Linked DNA regions of Homo sapiens: region 2 is linked to region 1. A link is a contact called in ENCODE Hi-C or POLR2A ChIA-PET data. All regions are on one chromosome and are shown on one strand. The core of a region is the stretch at or near the end of the contact, and the rest is flanking DNA. Distances in the headings are between cores, read along the strand shown. Region 1 holds the start of IGFBP-AS1 (IGFBP5 antisense RNA 1). Region 2 has its middle 200 kb from the start of TESHL.

What was found. A loop is a pair of places that touch in the nucleus more often than their neighbours do. ChIA-PET counts read pairs that join two places held with the same protein, here RNA polymerase II (POLR2A). Pooled maps may share reads with other maps.
Region 2: a map of left ventricle myocardium inferior shows a loop between it and region 1 (5-fold over the local background). The contact joins the enhancer-like site here to the promoter of IGFBP-AS1 in region 1. A Hi-C loop is called at or near these places in 14 of 168 maps with a recorded cell type or tissue (IMR-90, adrenal gland, heart left ventricle and 7 more), 1 of 37 single-sample maps with no recorded cell type and 21 of 50 pooled maps. POLR2A ChIA-PET finds 5 or more read pairs at or near these places in 6 of 52 experiments (A673, AG04449, AG04450 and 3 more).

The regions. Positions count from the first base shown.
Region 1 is chr2:216,693,125-216,695,824 of GRCh38, reverse strand. It overlaps IGFBP-AS1 (IGFBP5 antisense RNA 1), which reads right to left and starts at 1,379. Exons shown (of 6, transcript NR_187138.1): 1 at 1,064-1,379. IGFBP5 (insulin like growth factor binding protein 5) reads left to right here and starts at 276. Exons shown (of 4, transcript NM_000599.4): 1 at 276-1,386. The coding sequence starts at 1,050.
Region 2 is chr2:217,073,997-217,076,696 of GRCh38, reverse strand. No RefSeq gene overlaps it. Among named protein-coding and RNA genes, the nearest start is that of TESHL, 200 kb to the right of the region's middle. Within about 2 kb of position 1,321, at least 12 of the 41 ENCODE cell types and tissues checked have a DNase peak (open chromatin) inside an H3K27ac peak, as active enhancers do; they include IMR-90, adrenal gland, heart left ventricle and 3 more, where a contact is called at or near this core.

The DNA.
Region 1 (2,700 bases), core at 130-2,629:
TTCTCGGTAGCCCCAGCCTGTCCCCCTTGCCCCTTTCTTACATTCCGGGGGGAGGAGGGCGCTGTTCAGAGGGGAGGAGGGCGCTGTTCAGGGAGCGAAGGGGAGCCCCCTTGTGTCTAGAAGGCCTCTCCCCACCCCCACCCCGTGTGAGTTTGTACTGCAAAGCTCCTTGGCATCCTTGCCTGAGTTGGGTGTTGGGAAGCTCAAATTGCAGCTACAAACTGGCTGGCAGCCAGGGGCCGGCTATTTAAAAGCGCCTGCTCTCCCGGAGCCCCGTAGTCTCTTTGGAAACTTCTGCAGGGGAAAAGAGCTAGGAAAGAGCTGCAAAGCAGTGTGGGCTTTTTCCCTTTTTTGCTCCTTTTCATTACCCCTCCTCCGTTTTCACCCTTCTCCGGACTTCGCGTAGAACCTGCGAATTTCGAAGAGGAGGTGGCAAAGTGGGAGAAAAGAGGTGTTAGGGTTTGGGGTTTTTTTGTTTTTGTTTTTGTTTTTTAATTTCTTGATTTCAACATTTTCTCCCACCCTCTCGGCTGCAGCCAACGCCTCTTACCTGTTCTGCGGCGCCGCGCACCGCTGGCAGCTGAGGGTTAGAAAGCGGGGTGTATTTTAGATTTTAAGCAAAAATTTTAAAGATAAATCCATTTTTCTCTCCCACCCCCAACGCCATCTCCACTGCATCCGATCTCATTATTTCGGTGGTTGCTTGGGGGTGAACAATTTTGTGGCTTTTTTTCCCCTATAATTCTGACCCGCTCAGGCTTGAGGGTTTCTCCGGCCTCCGCTCACTGCGTGCACCTGGCGCTGCCCTGCTTCCCCCAACCTGTTGCAAGGCTTTAATTCTTGCAACTGGGACCTGCTCGCAGGCACCCCAGCCCTCCACCTCTCTCTACATTTTTGCAAGTGTCTGGGGGAGGGCACCTGCTCTACCTGCCAGAAATTTTAAAACAAAAACAAAAACAAAAAAATCTCCGGGGGCCCTCTTGGCCCCTTTATCCCTGCACTCTCGCTCTCCTGCCCCACCCCGAGGTAAAGGGGGCGACTAAGAGAAGATGGTGTTGCTCACCGCGGTCCTCCTGCTGCTGGCCGCCTATGCGGGGCCGGCCCAGAGCCTGGGCTCCTTCGTGCACTGCGAGCCCTGCGACGAGAAAGCCCTCTCCATGTGCCCCCCCAGCCCCCTGGGCTGCGAGCTGGTCAAGGAGCCGGGCTGCGGCTGCTGCATGACCTGCGCCCTGGCCGAGGGGCAGTCGTGCGGCGTCTACACCGAGCGCTGCGCCCAGGGGCTGCGCTGCCTCCCCCGGCAGGACGAGGAGAAGCCGCTGCACGCCCTGCTGCACGGCCGCGGGGTTTGCCTCAACGAAAAGAGCTACCGCGAGCAAGTCAAGATCGGTGAGCGCGCTCAGTGTGCCAGTCAGTTACGCGGCGCACGGGCGGGGGACACGAGACCGGCTGGGCCCGCGCGCTTTGCGCAGCAAGTGGCTTCGAGCTGGGGTGCAGCTCGGGAGTAGTCGGGGAGGGTCCTTGCACCCCGGAATTGGAGCCCTGGAGGATCCTGCTACCCGGGGGAACTGTCTAGCCGAGTCTATCCCAGCTTTCGCTCTTTCTCCTTCCTCCTACCCACACGTTGCCCGCCCCCTCCCCCTACTCTGTCCGAATACTGATTCTGAGCTCTTATTCGGTCACAAGGTCCAAATCCCCTGGTACCCTATCTACAGTCTGAAAGAGTGTATGTTACATTATCAACTCCCTCCTCCACCCCCCTCGCGCCCCGCATAGGTTTTTTTCTGAACTTGGAAAAAAAATCTCTTTTGTTAAAATATTATTTTAATTGCGGCCTGGAGAGAGAGGCATTACCTATCTTCTGAGCTAATTCCACCTTTGTCCCTCTTGGCCCCTCCACCCCCGTGCCTCCAGACGTTTCTATCCCTCCACCCCTACACACACACCACAAACACCCCACATCCTTGGTAGCTAATGCCTTTCGGGTGGGAGCCCTGAAGCCCCTCCCATGTGCATAACCATTGCTTTTTATTGAAGATGATTGCCTGTGGTAGATGGTAAAACATATTTAACTGCAAAATGACTTTTATTTTATCCCAGGAAGGGAAAAAAATACTTTAGGAGTGCGGGGGTGCGGGGTGGGGGTGGGGAAGAGTAGAAAGGAAGGGTTTGGTATTCTGTGCCTGGTGTTCGTTTCTGAATCTAATTCCTTTTCCCCCTCTCCAATTCAGATTTTACCTAGGATGAAAGGTGGACATAGGGCTGGGAGGCAAAAGGGGATGTGAGATTCAGAGCTTTCAACTTCCTCGCCTATGCAGATTCCTGGCACCACCACCACCTCCACCCCCGCCCCGCAATTCCTCCCTCCGCAATCCCCCCACCCCGCCCTCCCCAATCTCTTAAACCAGATCACAAGTGGGTGTGGATTAAGTGCATGAGGGGCCCTGGAAACGCAGAATGCAAAATTCAGGGGGCGGAGACAGAAAAGCCACGCACTGGGAGCCTCGCCTCCGCTTGCCCCGCCCCCGGGTTGCGCCGCCCCCAAATTCTCGGCGCCAGGAGTCTAGGGTTGAAATGATTGACACAGCTACTTGTTCAATCAGAACAGTTCTACCCCCTTAGACTGAGTTTCTTTTTGGAAAGAGTTACCTGATCTTTAGTTAAAAAAAAAAAAAGTTAAATAAACTACATAAAAGTCTGGGT
Region 2 (2,700 bases), core at 72-2,571, 380 kb before region 1:
GTCTTTCTGAAAGTGGGGGGGGGGGGCGAGGAATGAGAGGGCAAAATAGTGAGACTCAAAGCCCCCAAAATCAAATGGAAAAACATTGCAAATGCATGGCAAAGAATGTGGGGAGAAATAAATGATTTCACCCAGTGGTGGCAGGTCACAAACCTGTATCAGCAATGGTAGGGAGAGATCAGAAGAAAGCTATGCAGGTGGGCAGGTCCAAGGACTGAAGAGAAACAGGGCAATAGAACCAATGTCTCAGATTTCCTCTGCAGAGTGGTCCTGCAAGGTGAAGGCAGGGCATTCTAGACATAAGAGTTTGAAGTCGCAATTGTGATTTATATTCTGCCTAGTGTTTTATGCTTTATTTCATTTTATTTTTATAGTTGCTTTGGGAAATCAGAAGAGCAGGTGTCAGCACCTCATTTACTGATGAGGGAATGAGATCCTAAAGCGATTAAGGGACTCACTAAGGGCACTGAGCAGCCGGGAACACTGGGGAGTAGAATGTGGAATGACCATCAGGGGACCTCCAGCATCTGCTCTGAGGTCTGCTCACAAATTCACCACTTAAAAAAAAAGCATCATATTTTTGATATACTGAAATAAATCTACTCACACAACCTGCCTTTCCCTAAGAATATAATTTCTCACAAAACTAAAATGTATGTGCAATATTTCTATGAGTGGGAAACAAACTAGATGTTGCGAACCGTCGTGAGAGAGGCCATGATAGAAACACAATTTTAAGGAGAAGAGTTCGAAAACTGTCTTGTGCAATTGAGAAAGAGCAGTTAAAATGAAAACTCCATTCTTTGCTCCCTAAACGACTCCCTCAGAAAGAGTCAGTACATAATTGTGTGCCGGGGAAACTATTTTAATTCCGACCCTATCTTAAATGGTTTCTCTTAGAAGGGCTTATGATAACTGCGCTGTCTCAGAATTGCAGCGATTCCCAGCTCTTCCTTAATTGGGGTTGAGTCTTTATTCAGGCACTCAATCCAGCTGCTTGGCTGGGTTTTCATCAGGAAACAAGCTGCTGTATTTGGGGCTGTAATCCCTATCTGAACACACCAAAGGCAGTGAGCTGTGGTGGCTTTCAGTGTAAGAAAGAGAGCAGAGAAGTAGACTCCACCACCACTCAGCTCGATTTGCAGGAGAGGGAGGGGAGAATTAGGACAGAATTAGAATCAGGACTGCTGAGTCCTTTGGAGTCCAGGACGGGGGCTGCCAGCAAGAGAAGGTGCAAGTCAACATGTGCTAAGGCCCAAATGAGCCTTAGCACTTGGCTGGGCCCCACAAAGGTCCTGACAGCAGGGACTACGTGGTACTTACCATGCAAAGATGACTCACACTACAAGGTCAAATAGGAGGATTTCCACAGCACAGACACTAAGGAACTAAGGGATTCAGAGAGGGCTGCATATCAGAGGGGGCTAGGAAGTGCCCATGGAGAAGTCTGGGCAGTGTCCGCGGAGGAAGGCTGGTTGGACGTGTTCCCTGAACAGGGTAGAGAAAAGCAGGAAGGAAATCCCAAGGTAGAGATGGGACGGAAGAATGCTGGGTGTGTGTGGGAAACACTGGGGAGGTCAGTCCTGCTGATAGTGGTGAGTGCTGATGTAGAAGACATATGCTTAGAAGGGGCCTTTGGAATATATTGTGGGAAGCTCAGGGAGAGAGCACTGCCCTCAAAGCCAGCACTGAATCAGGAAGCTGAAGTGTTTCCAACTTTGTCACCACTGGCCATGTGCTCAGTCAAGCTATTTTTTCTCTCTCTGTCTTTCTGGGCCTCAGTTCTATTATTTCTGTAAGAAGGCGGTTAAGAAGACCATCACAATAGCTAATATGACTTATGTTCTCACAGTGAGCCAGGCCTTGCTCTAACATACGTTCACTCACTCCATCCTTAAACCACTGAGGAGGAGGACCTGGGATTATCCCCATTTTACAGATGAGAAAACTGAGACACAGAGAATTAAGTAACTTCTCCCATGATGCAAAGCTTATCAAGTGGAAGAGCTGGGACACAAAAAATCCTACATTCCTCTAGAGCTTGTGTTTTTCTTAACCACTACTCAATGCTGCCTCTTCAAAGTCCTCCCAAACCAGCATGCAAGTGTAAAGTTAAAATGAGCTGTCATCTGCAAAAGTAGGACACGTGACCCTTTTTCCCAAAATGACAAAGTAATGCCTTCCTCCTGTAGCCTGGGCTCACCCCAGACTCCTAATGACCCAGAAGAAAAAGTCACCTGGCTGAGCCCTGAGGCTGGGCCTGCCAGGGGCAGGTGTGTGTGTGTGTGTGTGTGTGTGTGTGTGTGTGTGGTGGGGGGACATTTAGCGATTGTCACTCCAGCCCCTGCAGCATATCTGTTTCAACAATGGCTGCTTATGACATGCTTGGCTTCTGTCCTTGTCATTATTGTGTGCTCCAGTTATGATATGTGTGCTCCAAGAATGATCTGAGGAATAATAATTGAAAGCTATTATTAATACGAACAAAGGCAATAGTAATAGGGATCATGATTGAAGAGCCCTCCAAGGAAGACATGGGTCACAGAACACAGAATTATAAAACACTGTGGTTGGAAGGTTGCTTAGAGATCATCCATCTCAGCCCCCTGATACTACTGATGAGATTGGACTTGAAGAGGCTAAGTCTGCTGCCTGAAGGCACTCAGCTTGTGGCACCAGCTCTGACCAGGACCCACATTT